2 separate regions of the Homo sapiens genome follow, and region 2 is linked to region 1. Evidence: chromatin loops called from intact Hi-C (ENCODE). Cell type or tissue: heart right ventricle. All regions are shown on one strand. Each heading gives the region's core, and the rest is flanking DNA. Links, peaks and the distances in the headings are about the cores only. Region 1 overlaps ZNF438 (zinc finger protein 438). Region 2 overlaps ZNF438 (zinc finger protein 438).

Evidence for each region. Hi-C counts contacts between places; a loop is a spot of excess contacts. Peaks named below come from ENCODE experiments on the same cell type or tissue, not always from the same donor. Only the 100,000 strongest peaks of a DNase experiment are listed, where the experiment ranks them.
Region 2: a loop joins it to region 1, with 1.8 times the contacts of the local background. A loop is called at or near these places in 3 of 110 quality-filtered maps.

Annotation. Positions count from the first base shown.
Region 1 is chr10:31,018,754-31,029,097 of GRCh38, forward strand. All of the region lies in intron 1 of ZNF438 (zinc finger protein 438), which reads right to left. Among named protein-coding and RNA genes, the nearest start is that of ZNF438, 7.9 kb to the right of the region's middle. In heart right ventricle, for the core only: no CTCF peak of the experiment used is centred there; no DNase peak of the experiment used is centred there; H3K27ac peaks cover 2,567 bases.
Region 2 is chr10:30,908,706-30,919,049 of GRCh38, forward strand. ZNF438 (zinc finger protein 438) reads right to left here. Exons shown (of 7, transcript NM_001143768.2): 4 at 228-310. It also overlaps the pseudogene DDX10P1. Among named protein-coding and RNA genes, the nearest start is that of ZNF438, 120 kb to the right of the region's middle. In heart right ventricle, for the core only: no CTCF peak of the experiment used is centred there; no DNase peak of the experiment used is centred there; H3K27ac peaks cover 1,574 bases.

The sequences.
Region 1 (10,344 bases), core at 1,520-9,519:
TAGTAATTGGTTCTGTTCCACAAGGTCATCCAGGAACCTAGGCAGAGGGATCTTTAGGTTCAAGGTAACTGTTGCCATTCCAGTTGCTGCTGCTTTCAGTTAGGGGGAAAGGGAGAGGGGTGGGCAGACGAAGTTCAGGACAAGCACCTTATATTTACAAAGATAACTCAGAATTTGCACATATCACTTGTGTTCTTATCTAACTGGCCCAAATCTAATCACAAAGTCATACTTATTGGCAGGAGGAGTTTAAAAACAGTCTCTATGTACATAGCCATGTATCTGGCTAAACCAACAGGGTTCTGGTAGTAGAAGAAAGGAGGAATTAGATATTGGAGCAGAATTAGCAGTCTTTGCCACACTCTCATACAATCTATTCTCCATAGTCATCAGAGTTTCTTTAAAGGCACGGTTCAGACAATGGCACCCTCTGTTCCAAACCCTCCAGGGCTTCCTATTTCACTTAGCATAAAAACCAAAGTCCTCACAATGACCGACAAGTCTTCACACAATGTGCCCCTTCATTGCCTCTCTAACCTCATCTCCTAATATTGTTCCCATAAAATAAATACCAAATGTATTAAAAACCAATGTATAAAAGCTAAAACTATAATGCTAATGAAAGAAAAAGTTAAATAACATATTTGCAACCTTGGGATGACGAAAGATTTCTTCAAGATCTCAAAAGCATAAACATGGAAAAATTTTGATGGCGTCAACTTTGATGAATTGGACACCACAGACAAAATTAGAAGATAGGCAAAAGACTGGAAGAATATGTTTGCAACATCTAAAAAGGCAAGGGATTAAAATCCAGTGTATGCCAAGAACTGCTGCAAAAACAACAACCAAAAGATAGAAAGTGCAACTGAAAATCTGACAAAAAGGCAGAGGCAGACAATTCACAGAAAGTGAAGTTAAGTTTGCCAGATAATATACAGGATGCCCCACTGAATCTTAATTTCAGATAAATAATTGTTGTTTTTTGTAGAAGCGTGTCCTGCATATTGCATGGCCCATACTTACACTAAAAATTTATTTGTTGCTTACCTGAAACTCAACCTTAACAAGGTATCTGTATTTTTATTTGCTAAATTTGGAACTGTAAGTGAAATCCATACGAGTAAATGAAGAGAATCTCACTCTCACTCACTAGTAATTAAAAAAATGCAAATTAAAATTTGAGCTACCATTTTACCCATTATACCAGCAAAGACTAGAAAATAAGGCTTTTATTGAAGAACATGTAACTCTTTTTTTCCATTTTACTACAAAAGATAACCTAACCTAAGATTCTTTATCATATCACTAGGCAAATAAGAGCCCAACTATTCACTGCATGTACACAGAGAAAAACACATTTCAAATCCATTTATTTCATACTGCAGATAACAAGAATAATGCTAGTAACCATATTCAGGAATCAATTTTTTCCTAGGAATTTTAAGTACATATTTAGCGTGAACCTAAAACAATCAAAAGGGTGAGATTGTAGTTTAGAGTTTATTCAAGCACAAAGGTTGAGGACTGCAGCCAGGGACACACTTCCAAGTTGCCTAGCTGAGTGCTCCAGAAAACAAAAGAGAGTCTCAAGTTTTTAAAGAAAAAAAGGACGAATCAGGAGAGGCGGCAATTACAAAAGCTGTTCATCAGAAATTCTCATTGGTTTACAAAAATAACATTGCTTGGTGATTGGATATACGTTGTTGAACTACAGGGTATATGGCATTTTATGGGTACTTGGCGTCAGTTAGTCTGGAGCCCCAATAGCAAGCAGCTTGAAGAGGTCATTATTTAGCTCTAGGGGGAATGAGATGTGACTGCTGTTACATTTTAAATTCCTTTCTGGGCCTGATGGTTTAAAGGAGGTTGCATTCCCAAATAAAAAGGATTTTTTTTATTTCTCCTTAGTATAAATTTATAAAGTTTAACTGTTAAAGATAACAGTGTTTGAATATCTTTTAGTAAACAACAGCTCTGTCAAAAACAATATTACTTATTGTTCATAATGTTAATGTTATATTATAAATAATTTTATAATATATTAACTATAGTATTAATTTTCACACTAGGCTAAGATTAACCTCTTAAGGTTAACTATCATACAGGTCAGAAATTTGGTCTGTCAACAGAGACAAGAATCAGACTTTACATTTTCAAAGAGTGTTTCCATAAAAATATCTAAATCACACATAGTTTTACCACTGGATTATTCCTACCTGGAAGGCAGGAATGAAGGTATGACACAAAAGCTGTAGATTAAGGAAGGAAATAGGGGCTGCATATAAAAACAACAGCAACTTTTTTTTTTTTTTTTTTTTGAGACAGGCTCTCACTCTGTCACCCAGGCTGGAGTGCAGTGGCGCAATCTCAGCTTACAACAGCATCCATTTTTTAACATGTTATGAACTTATTACATACATAAATACAGACAGCACTTAGGGCATTTAAAAATAAAACTTCAATACAAAAAAGAAATTACACCAAAAACTCATTCTGACTTCTATAACTTCTAAGATAATGAATGCCCTAAATTTATTTTAACATCTCCATAGGAAAATAATAATTTAAAATATTACTGTGAAAGATCAATTTAGAAAAATGTTTTGTCACAGAGTAAATAGTTATAGATAGTACAGTAGTTCTTTATTTCATACTGAAAAAGAAAAATATTCTAAATAAATGTTAAACAACTGAAATATTGGGTTGGTGCAAACGTTCATTGCAGGTTTTGTATTGTTGGAATTTGCCGTTTGATATTGGAATACATTCTTAAAATAAATGTGGTTATGCTATATATCATTTTAATGGACATTTCTCACTTTGTTTTTTTTCTTAATGATTTATTATTTGCTGTTTATTTTATATTTATTTTAGACTATGGAAATGATGTTAGACAAATAGCAAATTCCAGCGATTTTCTTATTCGGGGTCAAAATGGTTCATAAAGCAGCAGAGACAACTCACAACACCAACAACGCATTTGGCCTAGGAACTACTAACAAATACTACCAAAAACTACACCACAATACAGTGGTGGTTCAAGAAGTTTTGCAAAGGAGACTCAAAAATGAGGAACATCATTGGCCTGCCATCAGAAGTTGACAAATGACCAATTGAGAGCAATCATTGAAGTTGATCGTCTTACAGCTAAGTGAGAAGCTGCCAAAGAACTCAACATTGACCATTCTACGGTCGTTTGGCATTTGAAGCAAATTGGAAAGTTGAAAAAGCTCAATAAATGGGTGCCTCAGGACCTGAAGGAAAATTTTTTAAAATTGTCATTTTGAAGTGCCATCTTATACTACACAACAATAATGAACCATTTCTCAATCGGATTGTGACGTGTGACAAAAAGTGGATTTTATACGACAACTGGCAACGACCAGCTCAGTGGCTGGACCCAGAAGCTCCAAAGCACTTCCCAAAACCAAACTTGCACCAAAAAAAGGTCATAGTCACTGTTTGGTGGCCTGCTGCCGCTCTGATCCACTACAGCTTTCTTCCTTTTTTTTTTCTTTTTTTTGAGACGGAGTCTCACTCTGTCACCCAGGCTGGAATGCAGTGGTACAATCTCAACTCACTGCAACCTCTGCCTCCGAGGTTCAAGCAATTCTCCTGCCTCAGCCTCTCAAGTAGCTGGAACTACAGGTGCACACCACCATGCCTGGCCAATTTTGTATTTTTAGTAGAGACAGGGTTTCGCAATGTTGGCCAGGCTGGTCTCGAACTCCTGACCTCAGGTGATCCACCCACCTCGGCCTCCCAAAGTGCTGGGATTACAGGCGTGAGCCACCACACCTGGCCCACTACAGCTTTCTGAATCCTGGTGAAACCATTACATCTGAGAAGTACACTCAGCAAATCAATGAGATGCACTGAAAACTGCAACACCTGCAGCCAGCGTTGGTCAACAGAAAGGGCCCAATTCTTCTTCATGACAATGCCCAACCGCACGACACACAACAAACGCTTCGAAAGCTGAATGCATTGAGCTATGAAGTTTGCCTCATCCGCCATATTCACCTGACCTCTTGTCAACCACCACTTCTTCAAGCATCTCGACAACTATTTGAAAGGAAAATGCTTCCAAAACCAGCAGGTTTTTGGAAAGCAGAAAATGCTTTCCAAATCCCAAAGCATGAATTTTTAAGCTACAGGAATGAACAAACTTATTTCTCATTGGCAAAAATGTGTTGATTATAATGCTTCCTGCTCTGATTAATAAAGACGTGTCTGAGCCGACTTATAATGATTTAAAATTCACGGTCCAAAACCGCAATTACTTTTGCACCAACCTAATACTTTATATAAATGGTACTATGATCTAATAATTATAGTAACATGATTTGCAAATACTAAAATATTTTGCTTGCCTTGTTCTATAAAATATATGTAATATAATCACTAATCTTTCATAATGTTGATCAGAATACTTTCCAAGTAACATTCAAAAAGTAATCACTTCTAGATGTATCTCTAATAACAGCAAAAACAACAGACTTCTAGATCTATAATTCGGCATCTATCAAGACTAATTGTGGCAGGCACATAATATAACACACTCCCAAAAGAGAAAAAAAATAGACATAACCTTCACCATAGACAGCACAGCCTTCACCATAATTTTTAAAGCATTAATATATTTCCACAAATAATATATTACCTCTTGAACTACATATAAAAATAATCCTTGAGGCAGCCTGGGTTCCAAATATATTGTCCTGAAATTGATAGACAGAAAACAAGTGATATTTGTACATCCATTTTTCTTTTAAGTTTCAGAAGAAAAGCAAAATCAAAAGTATGTTATATTAGCGCCATAGCTAACATCAACATGTTTGACATAAAAAGTACGTATTCTTCAACTTCAAGAAAGGAAAAGATTGTTCTTTGGCTCTAGTCCTAAGCTGGAAACAAGTAACCACAAAACCAGTTTTAAATCTACCCCAGTCAATCCATCCTTAAAGTCTACTCAACCTTTCCACTTAAGCACTTTGCCAACAAAGTAAGCCAATCAGCAACTGCCCCGCTTCAGTACCTTTGCTCCTCAAAGCCGGTCAGTCTCTAAACTCTAAGTTTAAAGCTGGCTAATCCTTAAATTTTTGCACTTTTCAAAATCAGCCAATCTCAAACTCTGTGCTTCCTCAAAACCCTACATAAAAACGTCTCTGCCTGTTTAAAGGACTGTCTTCTGCAAGCACGGTTCTCCCCTACCCAGCAAGTATGGTTTACCAAAACTCAGGTAAGTTTCTACTTAAGTCAAATTAGAATAGGCTTACAAACACTGAATTACCAATGATTCAAGTGGCAACATGAGTTTCAAGAAACCTAATTAAGTTAGGCAAAGATTCTGTGAATTTATCCAGAAATTGTCAGATTTATTTATTGGAGAATATCTGAAGACACAGAATAGCTCAGTGGAAACAGCCAAACTACATTATGAGTTGGGTGGCACTGAATAGGTTATTTAATATCTCTAAACCAACTTCTTTTTCTATAAAATGAGAGTAATAACTCTATTTCACAGTATTGTCAAGAAGATTAAATGGGATAACAATAACTGGTAACTTTAAAAGATTCCTAGGTACGGCCGAGCGCAGTGGCTTACGCCTGTAATCCTAGCACTTCGGGAGGTGAAGGCGGGCGGATCACGAGGTCAGGAGATCGAGACCATCCTGGCTAACACGGTGAAAACCCGCCTCTACTAAAAAAATACAAAAAATTAGCCGGGCTTGGTGGCGGGTGCCTGCAGTCCTAGCTACTAGGGAGGCTGAGGCAAGAGAATGGCGTGAACCCGGGAGGCGGAGCTTGCAGTGAGCCAAGATCGCGCCACTGCGCTCCAGCCTGAGCGACAGAGCGAGACTCTGTCTCAAAAAAAAAAAAAGATTCCTAGGTATAAAGTTCTAGATTTGCTTTCATCACTAACTTATTAACACATATGGAAAGTCATTTAACCTAAGTCTGTTTCTTCATTGGTCTAATAGTGAGGATAATGCATGCCCTACACATTTTATGGGCTGTTTGTAACAATCAAAAATGAAAATTAATGTGAAAAGGATTTTGACAGATATAAACCATGAAACTGTGAAATAGCTAATTTAACATATACAACAATAAAGGGAATTCACACTAGGAAACCTGTTACAATCCAGGATTATATAAAGTCCAGATTAAATTAATTTTAGTAAGAAAAATATTCATAGCCAAAAACAAATACAAAACCACTAGACACACTAGCAACCAAAAAAATTCAAGGCTACTATTATTAGCTCCAAGAATTATTTCCCATTCAGTAAATGAACCAAATTAGCTCAGCTATCCAACAAACTAAAAGCAGTACAACACAATCCTTTGTCCAAGTCAGGCATTTGCCACTTAAAACTACCACCTCCATTTCTAAAGCAAAAAAATAAAAAAATAAAAAAGGAGGAACAGAAGGAAGGAGGGAGTGAAGGAAGAAAAGATATTACAGAATTTCTCAACATCAGGAGTACTGACATTTTGAACTGGATAATTTTCTGTTGTTGAGAAGTTGTCTTGTACATTGTGGGACATTCAGTGACATGCTATAATGGCCTCAATCCACTAGATGCTAGGAGTAATGTCCCCACACACAAATGTGACAACCAAAAATGTTTTCTAGACATTGCCAAATGTCCCCAGAGTGTGTTGGAAAGTAAAAAATCATTCTGAGTTCAGATTCTTCACAGTATCATCTTCCAGTATTTATTTCACACTGCTTGGTGGCTTGCAATGCAGACTGAAATTAATAGCTTTGCAATTGAAGAACCAAATAAGAAAATACTCCCTGTAGAATAGTAACAACTTGAAGAATAATAGCTACGTAGTTATGGTTAAATTATTCCTTTCATCGACATACTGGTTTTGCTTACTATTCCCTAAGAATTTTCTTCTGGGTGTTCTTTTGGGGTTAAAACTTGGTTAACCTGTCACTAAAGCTTAGTCTCCACCTAGACTTACTAATTATTAGCCATTAGTGTAATGTGTTAAAATCAAACCTAAAGATTTTAATTTTTAAGCAACCAAATGTGAAATGAAGCAAAAATAAGTGCTACTTATATAAATTATTTAAATATATTCAAACATTTAGAGTGTAAAGTACACAAACAAGCATCCAGCTACTACTACAAATATATATGAGTTGAAGATAATAATGCAAAAATAAAAGTGATTGCAAGAAGTAGAATTTTGACAAAAACAAGAAATGGGGAAAGGATTCCCTATTTAATAAACGGTGCTGGGAAAACTGGCTAGCCATATTGAGAAAGCTGAAACTGGATTCCTTCCTTACACTTTATACCAAAATTAATTCAAGATGGATTAAAGACTTACATGTTAGACCTAAAACCATAAAAACCCTGGAAGAAAACCTAGGCAATACCATTCAGGACATAGGCATGGGCAAGGACTTCATGTCTAAAACACCAAAAGCAATGGCAACAAAAGCCAAAACTGACAAATGGGATCTAATTAAACTAAAGAGCTTCTGCACAGCAAAAGAAACTACCATAAAGAGTGAACAGGCAACCTACAGAATGGGAGAAAATTTTTGCAATCTACCCATCTGACAAAGGGCTAATATCCACAATCTACAAAGAACTTAAACAAATTTACAAGAAAAAATCAAACAACCCCATCAACAAGTGTGCAAAGGATATGAACAGACACTTCTCAAAAGAAGACATTTATGCAGCCAACAGACACATGAAAAAATGCTCATCATCACTGGCCATCAGAGAAATGCAAATCAAAACCACAATGAGATACCATTTCACACCAGTTAGATTGGCGATCATTAAAAAGTCAGGAAACAACAGGTGCTGGAGAGGATGTGGAGAAATAGGAACACTTTTACATTGTTGGTGGGACTGTAAACTAGTTCAAACACTGTGGAAGACAGTGTGGCGATTCCTCAAGGATCTAGAACTAGAAATACCATTTGGCCCAGCCATCCCATGACTGGGTATATACCCAAAGGACTATAAATCATGCTGCCATAAAGAGACATGCACACGTATGTTTATTGTGGCACTATTCACAATAGCAAAGACTTGGAACCAACCCAAATGTCCATCAATGATAGACTGGATTAAGAAAATGTGGCACATATACACCATGGAATACTATGCAGCCATAAAAAAAGGATGAGTTCATGTCCTTTGTAGAGACATGGATGAAGCTGGAAACCATCATTCTGAGCAAACTTTCACAAGGACAGAAAACCACACACCACATGTTCTCACTCACAGGTGGGAATTGAACAATGAGAACACTTGGACACAGGGTGGGGACCATCACATACCAGTGCCTGTCGTGGGGTCGGGGGAGGGGGAAGGGATAGCATTAGGAGACATACCTAATGTAAATGACGAGTTAATGGGTGCAGCACACCAACATGGGACATGTATACATATGTAACAAACCTGCATGTTGTGCTCATGTACCCTAGAACTTAAAGTATAATTTAAAAAATAAATTTAATTAAAAAAAGAATTATATTTAAATGCTCAGTATGTACTATCACTGGGCTAGACACACTGTTTTCAACAATAAATCTTCATATATATAAAAGTACTCATAAAATAGTTTAAAATTTGCTTGTGCAAATGTAAATTTTAAAAGGAATCTGAATTTTATTTACTATCTAGGATGTTATATTTCGCATGGTCAGTGTTAGAAACAGAGGGTCCTGTTGTTTTCAGATAGAACTTACCATCACTCCCCCTCTGCTGGGAGCTACCTGACACAATTAAATAACCATCAACCTGCCCTCACTGTGCCTGAACTTAAAAGTCAATAACACCTGAGCATCAATAGGCTATTGACTATGCAATTTTACTTTATACCATATATGGGTATCTGATGTTCCTGGGAAACTAACTGCAAATGTGGTGTAAATAAAGACTAATCATTTCAACTCCATTAAATGTAGGGAAGCTACAAGAGCAGATTTAAAACGTTGTGAACTGCAAAATGAGATGGCACCCCTCTACATTTACGTTAGTAGAGGGCTTCTGTTTAGAGTAATCATAGATCTGGTTATTTAGATACTTTCCCAATGAAAGCTTAAAACAAAATATAATTTTATATATTTTTAAAAATTCTGAAATTAACCATAAAATCTACGGCAGTGCAATTTTATATAATTCTTACATGGTTTAAATTTGAAATACTCATGTTAGGAAGTAACAAAATTGTGACAACTGTTGAGGTTATGGTATGCCATGAAAGATCTACGGGAACAAGACACATCTTTTTTTGTTTGTATTTTTCTAGTCTCCATGTTCTACAATGATCCAGCTATACGAGATGTAATCTGCAATTCCACCTACAATATATATCACCAGATCCCCTTTCTATGACAAAAAAAAAATACATGTCAATGTTAGAGATGGTCAGCAAAGAAACTCAAACTTATTCCAATAGGTGGAACTTTGGCATGACACACTTAAACCGGTGGAAACCTGCCTGAATACTTCACCCAACCCCTCCATCACCCTCTATTATGCAAGCTGCAACATTTCAAGCCAACTCCCTTATTTCTCTGGTGAGCCCTGTCAACACTGAGGTAATAGAACTGGAAAAACTCATCACTTCAAAAGGACAGTCAAATATCAGAATTTATTTCATTTGGTAAAAATTCTATCATTGCCAAATAAAGCTAATGCAAATATAGTAAAATATGCATGATTTTGAGTAATTCTTTTGTTGAAAAGGACTCTTGGGGAGCCTCAACTTCATCCTGCAACAGCTTAGGCATTCTTTTGCCCCTTTGCCCTTTTCATGCCCCATCTCACAAGTCATGGAAGCTGGGGAGGGGAGGGTGCAGAAAACCCAAATGAACTAATCGGCATGTATTTATGCATTTAGTCTACTCTAATTTTATTCCCACAGGTTTTTCCTCATACCCTGCTCCTCTAAGGTAAAGAACTGTTTTATTCATCTCTGAACTTCCAAAACCTAACCAAATGCCCATTATATAAAGTCATCCCTAACATCTACTACACAGCAGGCACTGGATTAGGGACTAGAGATAGAGAAGTCAAAGAGACAGACCTTGCCCCTACGGAACCTACAGTGGGGAATACCAGATACTGGCTGCATGAACCCAGTCAGGTCGTAATCAAAGACCAGTTAGCACAGTCCCACTGCCTATAATCTTTCTCCCACAGACAACCAAAGCTTAGATGAAAAACAAAAGCATGCTTTCTCTTCAGAAAAATAAATGGGTATCTCCAACCCTGACCACTCCCCTGAGTTCCATATTCACAGGCATGCATACTCAACATGTTCACTCGGAGGTGGTTACAGGGATTCAAT
Region 2 (10,344 bases), core at 1,660-9,659, 110 kb before region 1:
TATTTCAAACTACTAATACTGAAATTTAGTCTGTACAAGCGCTTTCTGAAAGAAATATCATATGACTTGGTAAAGAAGAAATATATTTTATGATTAAGAAACTTCTCTTACAAAATCTACTCTGTGAAGTAGTATCCATTTGCAGTTGATTTAAGGTAGGCCTTTGTGAAGCAAATCTAGAAATTAAGAGCACTACATCAATATGCAAAAATTATTTAACAAAATACCTTTTACTGTTCTTGCATGAAGTTTGTGGTTAATTCCATCAAAATGTTCAGAAGATAAGATGTGCGTACTTTCTTCAACATACCTAAAAAAAGAAAACTGGATTTACAAACTTTTAAGAGAAAACTACAAAACAGTATTATTAGCATATCATTAAGGCCACATCTATATTTTTTGAAAAAATAACAGTATTTAGGATCTTACACAAAAGTCATAAAGATATTTGCCTTATCAAACTGTGTAATATGAAAGTTTACCACTTTAGTAAAGTACTAAGATTTTTTTAAATATATACATGAATATGACTTAAATACTATCTCTTGAATTATATGAAGTTACAAAACCAAAGAAATGCTTAACTTTTGTTTCTGATTATTATGTAATCATCATTCAGCACCTTCACACATATTCTCCATAAGCTTCTACTATGGAATCATGGCCATTTTTACTTGGACAATAGGAAAATTACATGACTTTCCAAATACATCAAAACTTTCTAACTGAATAAAACACAGAACTCCTGATTCTCGACTGAGATTTTACCTTCTAAAATATAGAACCCAAAATCCAAAAATAGTGCCAGAAATAATAAATCTCAGGAAATAACTTTTTAACTTTAATTTTCTTTTCCTACTCACTTTTTCATCTTTATCCTGAACCTTTGTATCATATGGCCTCTTGATGAAAGTAATAAAAGCATTTTACTTTTTAATACTGCATGGTGAATCATTTTCAAACTTGTGAGGGACAGTAGTCATGACAGAAGGGTGCTTCCATCCCAAATTAATGACACTAACTATATGATCTAATTAAATCAGAAAAAGTTAAGTATGGCAAAGGTGTTTTAGAAGCAGCTGTGCCTTAAGCAGTCATATGGTAACCACCATGGAGCCTGAATCTAAAAATATTCTTTCAAGCTGGTATGCCATGCCTTGTTCCAGTTTTGAAGACCATATCACAAAATATCCACACAAGTAGGGTACATAGAGTGATGCAAAGAGACTTCTGAGCTATCCTCATAACCAACGTAAAGGTCATGGCAGGTAAATATATTCTTTTCACAGTTTGTCTAGCTAGATCTTCTTTCACATTTGTTCTTGAGGACTGAAGCTCCCTAGGTTCAACTGGGCACTTCTTGAAAAGCAAGCTCCTGAAGCTCTCTGCCCTTGTCCAGGACAGGCTGGCTGCACAAAGACTTCAGGTTTTCCTAGGGTGTTAGAGTACAATTACCTTGTGTACTTGGTAAAGGGGGAAGAAGATTCACCTGAGACTATAGGTGAAGGGAAGAGGAAAGACCATACTTAAAGTGATCATAGATTGAAGGAAGCAAGGAACCCTGGGAAAGATGGAGAACATAAGGGTCAATGACAGCAATAATGAATAGGTGCTTAGAAACAGAAAAGAGTACTATGTTTCAGCAAATGCTTACATTCCTATAGTTCTCCAGTCTGTGTCCAGAAGAATGTGGCAATGACAGAACATCTGTTCCTCCACTCCCAGGATGAGCTTCCTATAGCCATAGATGGACAAGGAGGCAAAGATACAGTAGAAAAAAAATGCGAACACTTCAAAACCTGACTGAAGCAGAAAACAATCTGGTCAGTATGAAGAGAGTCTCAGCAGGGGCATGGTAGCATGAAGAACGGAGACACAATCTTGCAAAGGGGCAGAAAGCAACTTTATATGTTAGTATTGATATAGCACCCCTTTAAAGAACCACTGCTTTAGACGAATCTTTATTTGTATATTGGCCAAAAAAAAAAAAAAAAAAAGCCGCCTATATTTAGAGAAACTCATCATCTTTTTACCTATGGTAAAAATAAACTATTTCTTAGTATGTTCTTTAGAATTTTTGTGTAAGCATTCTGTGGTTCCTAGGCCAATCTAAATTAATACAGTTAAAATTAAAGCTATCATATTCAATATATCTTTTTATGAAAAATCGAAACTAAAATTTCATATTTTCTGGAATAGAAAACATCCAGAAGAGTCACTACAAAATGTATCAAAATCTTAGAATATGGTAGTTCAAGCAAATACATTTTCATAACTTAAAACATATGAAAAATAAATACATATAATGTTTCGTTTATGATTCACACTTCTCAGTTACATTAAATGAATCAAACTTTTAATTGGGTAAGGGAAAATCACTCTCTTGGCACATTAAAAAAATGGAGATCATTATAATTTCAAATGAGAACATCTATTTAGTAAGGTTTACAAAAAAATATAAAGCAAAAAAATCCCTTGGCCAAATAAAATGTAGCCACAGTACCAGCAGAGTTGCAATATCTAGCACTTCTCTCACCATTTATTTAGTGAATACCTGTGGGACACACTCAGCAGCTTGCTTAGTGAGATAGGGGCCCTGTCTTTAAAAAGCCAGTTGAAGAGCCTTGCTGGTGAATAAACTGTTCTCTAAAATAAGTAAAATGTAAGATAACATGTGATGTGTCAGAAGACGCTTTCAATAAAATAATTTAAATCACTACAGATGTTTGCTTTAAAAAAATGTGTTTAAAAATTTCCACAGAACATCTCATGCCTCCCGTCTCCTTCTCAGCTTTAATACTGACCTCACTTCTCAGGAGAAATGGACACATACAATACAAAAACCACATTTAGAACAGCCTAAGTCTCTGTGTCCTACAAATTCTCATCTCCTCAAACTCTGCAACTGCTCAGAAAACGATGTTTGTGGTCAACTAGGAAACTCACTGCCCAGATTATTTTTGGAAACACAAGAGCCAGCCTCTTTGATGCCTGACACTAAACCTGCTCTCCTTAACTCCTCAAACCTTCAGTACTATTCTCCTCTTCATGCTCTCTCTAGATCATTTCACCTTCATTTTCCAAAGGAAACAGAAGTTATCTGATGGAAAGTCACTCTCCTTCCTGGTATCACATACAACCTACCAAAGTGGCTCCAGTCCTTCCTACTCTGGACTTGACACACCAAAGTGGTGCCCCTCCTCCTTCCAAATGCCAGACCCTCTGCCTATGCCTAATCCCATTCTCTCCCATTTTCCCAACAACATGAAAATATTATTCCTTCTCTTGTTTATATATTCAACCTCTTCTTCTTACGCAGATCTTTTTGCACTGGTTTTTAAACAAACCCTAGTCTCTTCCTTTAAAATAACAGCAAAACAAAACCATTTGGCCCCACATCTCCCTCCAGCTATAGCTCACAGGCCTATCTAGACACTTCCTGCTTCAAATAAACTTCTCTACAGAGTTGCCTAAATGTTCTGACTTCATGTCCTCATCTCCTATTCACTCCTCATATGTGCTTGAGCCCCACTACACCACTCCTCCAAGACCCTTCTGTCAAAGTTGTCCACAGACACCATTCAGTCTTCATCTTACTGGACATGTTAGCAGTAAAACCACCATTGTTCATTATCTCCTTAACATCCCCTTTCTCTTCTTTTATATCAACCAGAAGTCCCTCGTCTTTCCTTCTGCCTATCTTGCCATCCTTGGCCACTGAATGCTGAAGAGCCTCAAGGTAAACATCATGTCTCACTTTATATTCTCTCCCTAGGATATCTCATCCATTTCACAGAGATGTAAATAAAAATGAACTTTTTTGTTCTGTACTTTTAATCTCTAGTCCAGACCCCTTCTATGAGCTCCACACCTACATATCTGTAGGTCCATATCTGTCTACACAGGCAGCATACAGAATGATAAGGTGCATGGGCTCTGGAGGTGAACTACGTAGATTTAAATCCTGTTTCTTCCACTTACTGTCTGACATTGGACAAGTCTCTTAACATTTCTGTGTTTCCATGTCCTCAGCTTAAAAAATGCTGTAATAACTGTAAATGCTCAAAAATATTGGCTATTATCATTATTACTATTTGACCTTTCCTCTTGTGTGTCTCAAAGCCATCTGAAATGTTCTGCCTTTGAAATGCATGATGTTCCCAAAATGTGATCTGCTGCTGGAATTCCCTCGCTGTCTAAATGCTGTAATCAGAAATCTAGTAGTTATTTTTAATACAGTTCTCTTTCCTCTCCCATTTCTAATACAACATATCTGTTGGGATTTAAGGATTAAATCTGTTATCTTTTCTATAACTGCACCACTATAACTTTACCCCAAGGTCCATCCTCTCCAGTGTACCCCACTAAAATGGCCTGTAACCAGTCGAGACACTTCCACCCTTTACCCCAAAGCACCATCCACGCTGCAGCCAAAAGGATCTTTACAGATTGCAAATCTGGACAAGTCAACTTCATGCTTAAAACCCTTTATTTGTTTCTCATTGGTCTTAGAATAAGCACTGATCTTTATTAAATATGACCTAAAAAGCTCTATAAGGTCTGAACTCTGCCTCCCTCTCCAGTCCAATTTCATACCATATATTCCCTTGGTTCTCTCAGCCCATTCTCCACTTGGCTTGATTCCAATTCTTCCTGCTTGCTTTGCTCCTTCCCACCACAGGGTCTTTGCCCATGCCCTTTCTTTTCTCTGTTTAAAATGCTATTTCTTCCTCCTCTTCTCCTAGTTGACTCTTATTCATCCATCAGATTTTTGCTTAAATGTATCCTCCTTAGGGAAGCCTTCTCTGGCCTCCCAGATGAAGCCAAATACTTTTATTCTTGGTACTCATCATCTTACCCCTTTCTTTCAGGTTAGAGAAAGAGTAAGTGAATTTAGGGAGGAAGGAGGAAAGAAGTATCTTAGTCAGCCTAGAAATTAAGACACTTAATCATTTAGTTGGAAAAGCAAGCACAGGCACAAGGGGAAGAAGAATTACTTAGGTAACAATAGGTTATATGAAGAGAATTACGTGGGTAATCACAGGCTGTAAAAGGAAAGAAAAAACTAAATAGCAAATCTTCTGGAATAAGAACAAGGAACTTCTCTTGTATCTCCAACCTCACAGTTTTTATTAAAATGAGTTAGGGAATAGAATGTTCCCACTGGAACTATATGTTCGGTATACAGGTGATGATTCATCCAGTCTTAGCATATTAAGCCATAGACAAATCCAATCCAAATGACTAAAATGACAAAAAATATGTAATTTTAATAGGTTAATTTCAACAATGTCCTAAACACGTTTTAAACTGATATTTTGCATTATTGCTTCACATTTTATGTGTGCGTATAAACTAAAAATCAAAATTGATTTTAATGGAATACCACTTAGTAATCGAAATGAACAAGTTATTAATAAACACAAGTTGGATGAATCTCAAGGAAATAATATTAATTTCGAGACAATCTCAAGAGAATGAAAAAGTTAAATTAAAAAAGTTAAATCAAAAAAGTTAAATCTAAGGATCCATTTAAATAACATTTTTAAAATGGAAAAATTATGGCAACAGGGGGCAGATTAGTGGTTGCCAGGGGTTAGGGACAGGGGTGGGAAGTGGGAAGGTAGATGAGTGTGATTATAAAAGGCCAACATGATGGAATCTTTGTGATGGAAATGTTCATCTTGACTGTAGTAGATACAAGAAGCTACACATGTGATAAAAATTAGATAGAACTAAATAAATACACACACAAATGAGTTCGAGAAAAACTAGGAAAATCTGAATAAGATCTAGAATGCATCAGTGTTAATATCCTGGATGTTACCACTGGGGGGATTGTGTAAGCGGTGCATGGAACATATATTATCTCTTGTAACTGCATGCAAATTTACAATTATCCCAAACTTAAAAGTGTCATTAAAAAACAGCTTTAAAGTGGTTTCACAGCATTTCTCAAAGACACTGGATTATATATACTCGACTACAGAATTCCAATTTTTTAAAAGGAGGCTTCCTCCAGTTTCTTCATGTTCTACCTTTGTTGCTGTCAGCCCATGAAGAAAGGGAGATTTAGGTAGACAGAAAGAAATGTCTTGAGGTTGTAATGAACACAATAAAAAAAAATCAATATTTTTAAAAAGTAGATCTTAAAATGTACTTGAAAGTTTGAAATCATAATGACATAAACAACTATTTATGACCTAAGAAGAAATGCCTACTTTGGTACTTTGAAGTATTAAAAAAAATCACATAGAATTAAATTACAAAGCTCAAAACTTGTTTAGGCAGCTGGTCTTTTTTAAAATCAAGGAACTTTAAACCTACAATTCTAATAGGCTTACTGGTGACACCCCAATCCTTTGAAAAATAAATGAAATATCATAAATCATTTGACAGTTTTTAAGCTTAGATTTTTATCATCAGTCAGACTCTTTAAAAATAAAAAAGCAATATGAAAGGATAGGATCTTGCTTTGTGCCCTATGAAGTTTAAGATAGAAAATAAATCATACTATTAAATGTCATTTAGAACCTTAACTTCAATACTTAGGATGAAATTGGCATAATATTCATGGTCATTCCTATGAGAATTCATGCAAGTCGAGTAGCTTTTCTTACAAGATATTGCAGAACTCTGGCACTTCCTGTGATAAATGAAGCAATAAGGCTTTGGAATTGCAATTGTGTATATTTAGGTACTTCATATAAGCAACCAGACTGTCATCTTGCTGGATATCTAGCACTATGAATTTATTATTTGTTATCCAAAGGAATGTTTGAATACTTATAAAGAGTAAAGGGTTGGGGTAAGCCCTTAACATTTAAAGCTACAAATGTAGGACTATATAGGAAGCCACAGTGTCCAACCTTAATTTTCTCGGCAAGTTAATTTAATGAAAAATATTCACAGATTTTTCAGGAAGTGCAGAGATGAAAAAATCTATAAATATCTTGAAAATGTTTAGGATTCAACATAACATTAAGATCTAGATATTAGCCACAGCATCCTGAGAATTTTTATCACAGTGAAGTTGCAAGAAAATATATTATGGGAGTCATTCTCCATGACCTGGTTTTAAGGTAAATTCATTGATGGGTCAATAATCAGTTCAACTCATAAAAGTGTGCTTTGAGAAGTCAGCTGAACCAGCATTAGTGGAAAGAGGTCAAAGCCGGGCCCTCTCAGTTATCTGGCCCATCCTATTTTAAAAGAATTCTGTTGGAGGAGATTCATTCCAAAGGCCAAAAAAATTACTTCTGTCTTTTCTGATGGTTTCATTTACCCATCACATAAGTGAAAATCCATAATTTTCTTTCCCTTCTTGAAGCAATAATGGCGGAACTTCTGAGAAACAGTCTCAGAAGATTTATACTGTACCAATATAAATCCCAATCATTTTAGATTTCAGTAGTTCTTCTAATTCGCTTTTAAGATACAGCCACCAAAACTGTGGCCTCCAAATAAGGCCACTAATGTCACATCCATATCAAGCTGTATAGGCATTTGATAAACACTTGAATGACTGAATTAGTGACAGCAGAAAGCCTACTTCTCATATTTTGCATATCGTATTATTGCTAAGAAGTATCCTTAAAGATTATTTAAGTGTACCTCTAATTTCTCAAGAAATTAAATGCTGAATACATACCAAATAGTATTTTCAACAAATGTGCAAGTTATAAATAGTAAAATGAACACCTGTTTTCCCACTAGCCAGTTTAGAGAATACATTACTTATAACTTTGAAGTCCCCTTTATGGCCTTTCCCATTCCAATTCCAATCCTTTTTCCCATGCCTTCTCTCCAGCTATCCTTTTTTGTTGTTGTTGTTTTTGCTTTCCTTTATAGTGTTACCATATGTATCCCTAATATCTTGCTTAATTTTGCAAGATTTTGGATGGAGTTATATTGGTTGGAATCATATTGGAAGTATTCTTAAGTTTCTTGGTTTTATTCTGTTCATGAGACTTATCCATGATGATATGTTTGAATGTGGCACAATTTGTGTCTTCTCTTATTGATGGATATCTGAGTTGTTCCCAGCTTTCTGGAACATATTATGTATTTCTCTATGTAGATTACCAAGAGTTTCTATGCCTCAGAGTGGAGTTGCTTGGTTGATATATGCACAACTTATTAGTTAATGCAAATGTATTATATGGTTGATTCAATTTGTATAACCACTAGCAGGGCAAGATAAGTTCAGGATGCTCCAACATTTTTGCCAATCTAATGGACATAAAAAAGTACTTCCTTGTGATTTTTAAAGCTCTTTTTTATTTCTTGAGGCAAAATTTATATAAAATGAAATGCACCAATCTTAAGTGTACCATTCCATAAGTTTTTTTACAAATGCATATACCTTGTAACCCAAATCATTACCACTACCCAAAGTTTGTTCCTTCAAAATCCTTCCCAGTCAGTTCCCGTCCCATCCCCTAGAAGCAACGACTTTTCTCATCCTTTCCCCTCACAGATAATTTGCCAGTGTTTCATTTTATGAATAACCACAGTCTGTTTATCCATTCTCTTACTGATGGGAAGCTGGGCTATTCCAGTTTCTGGCTAGTATGATTGAAGCTATATTATGCACATATATTATGTATGTACTTCTCATAAGAATCTTTTTGGTCGATTTTTATTTTCATTTCTCTTAGGCAAATATCTAGGAGAACTGCTGAATCATTGGGTAAGTGTATTTAACTTCATAAGAAACTGCCAGATCTTTTTCCTCAAGTGGTATACCTAATGTATAAGAATGCCAGTTGCTCTAGATCCTATCTGATTTTAGACAGTATGGTGGGTTTCTCATTCTCATTTTAACCTGCATTTCCCAGATGACAAATGACGCTGATCACATGCTTACTAATCATTTGAATATCTTCCGTTGTGCAGTGTCTGTGTTACAAAGTGTCTTTTCAAATCATTTGTTCCCTATTCCTTTTTAGTTTCTGGTTGTTCCGCTTTTTGTTATGGAGCTGTATAAATTAGCTATATATTCCTTTGACAAATATACATTTAGCAAATATTTTTCTCAGTCTGTGGCTTGTTTTTTGTTTTCTTAGTGGTATCTTTTGATAAACACAAGTTTGGTTTTTTCAATGAAGTCTATTCTTTAAAGCTTTTCTCTTACAGTGATTGCTTTCTACATCCTAAGAAATCTTTGCCTACCCCCAAGTCATAAGGATATTCTCTGATGTTTTCTTAAATTCGTATGGCTTTAGCTTTTTATATTTAGTAGTATGATTCATCTCAAATAGATTTATATGCATGATGCAAGACAGAAATTGAGATTTATATTTTTGCTTGTGGATATCTAGTTGACCCAGCACCATTTACTGCAACACTTTCCTTTCCCTACTTGGTTGCTTTGGATTTGTTTGAAATCAAAGGACTATATAAATGGGTCTATGGCCTCTGTTCAATTGCATTAATTTATTAGTTTATCCTTATGGCAGCACCATGCTATCTGGATTACTGCAGCTTTATAGTTATGGTACAAATTCAAGTCTTCCACCTATGTTTTTAAGATTCGTCAGATTTTCTCAGTCTTTTACATTTCTATGTAACTTTTAGAATTAGCTTGCTAATTTTACAAAAAGGCCCGTGGATTTATGCTAGGGATTATGTTGAATCTACAGATCAATTTTGAGGGAAATGTCATTTAATTGAGTTTTCCAACCATATGGCATCTCTCTTCATTTATTTCTATCTTTAATTTTTCTCAGTATAGTTTTGTTGTTCTTACAGATTTTGCATGTCTTTTGTTGAATTTATTCCTAAATGTTCTACTTTTATTAGAAATAGGAAATAGGTTCTATTAATGATCATCTCAATTCAAAAATACTCATTTCTCAGGGTGCCTCCATCGCATTTTCACTCCTTGGAAACATTAAAAACATGAAAATCGTGAGAAAGTTTAATATTAAATAGTACATACTATATTCTGTATGGTAAACAAGACAAGAATTTCTAAAAATGAATGGAGATTCTACAAGTTGGCAGTAAAATAAAGGAATGGACTAAAGTCTAACAATATACATGCTGGAAATCAGGCTGGGGAATTTTTATAATCCACACACATTTTAAGTAGATTATCTGATGGGGAAGAAAGGTGTCAGACATACCATTACCTCAGTCTGCAGTTGCATCGATCTTTTAGGTATGGGACTTTTGCTACCTAACTACTCCAAAGCTTTTTTGACATCTGACCCACGCAGTCATGAGCACAGGTTTCAAGGAGAGGAGAAGAGCAGCAAGTATTTAGCTTTCATTTTGAGCAGATATAGTTTAAGCTCTTAGATAAAATTTAAGCTCTTTGTCTTCTGCTAGAGACAGAAC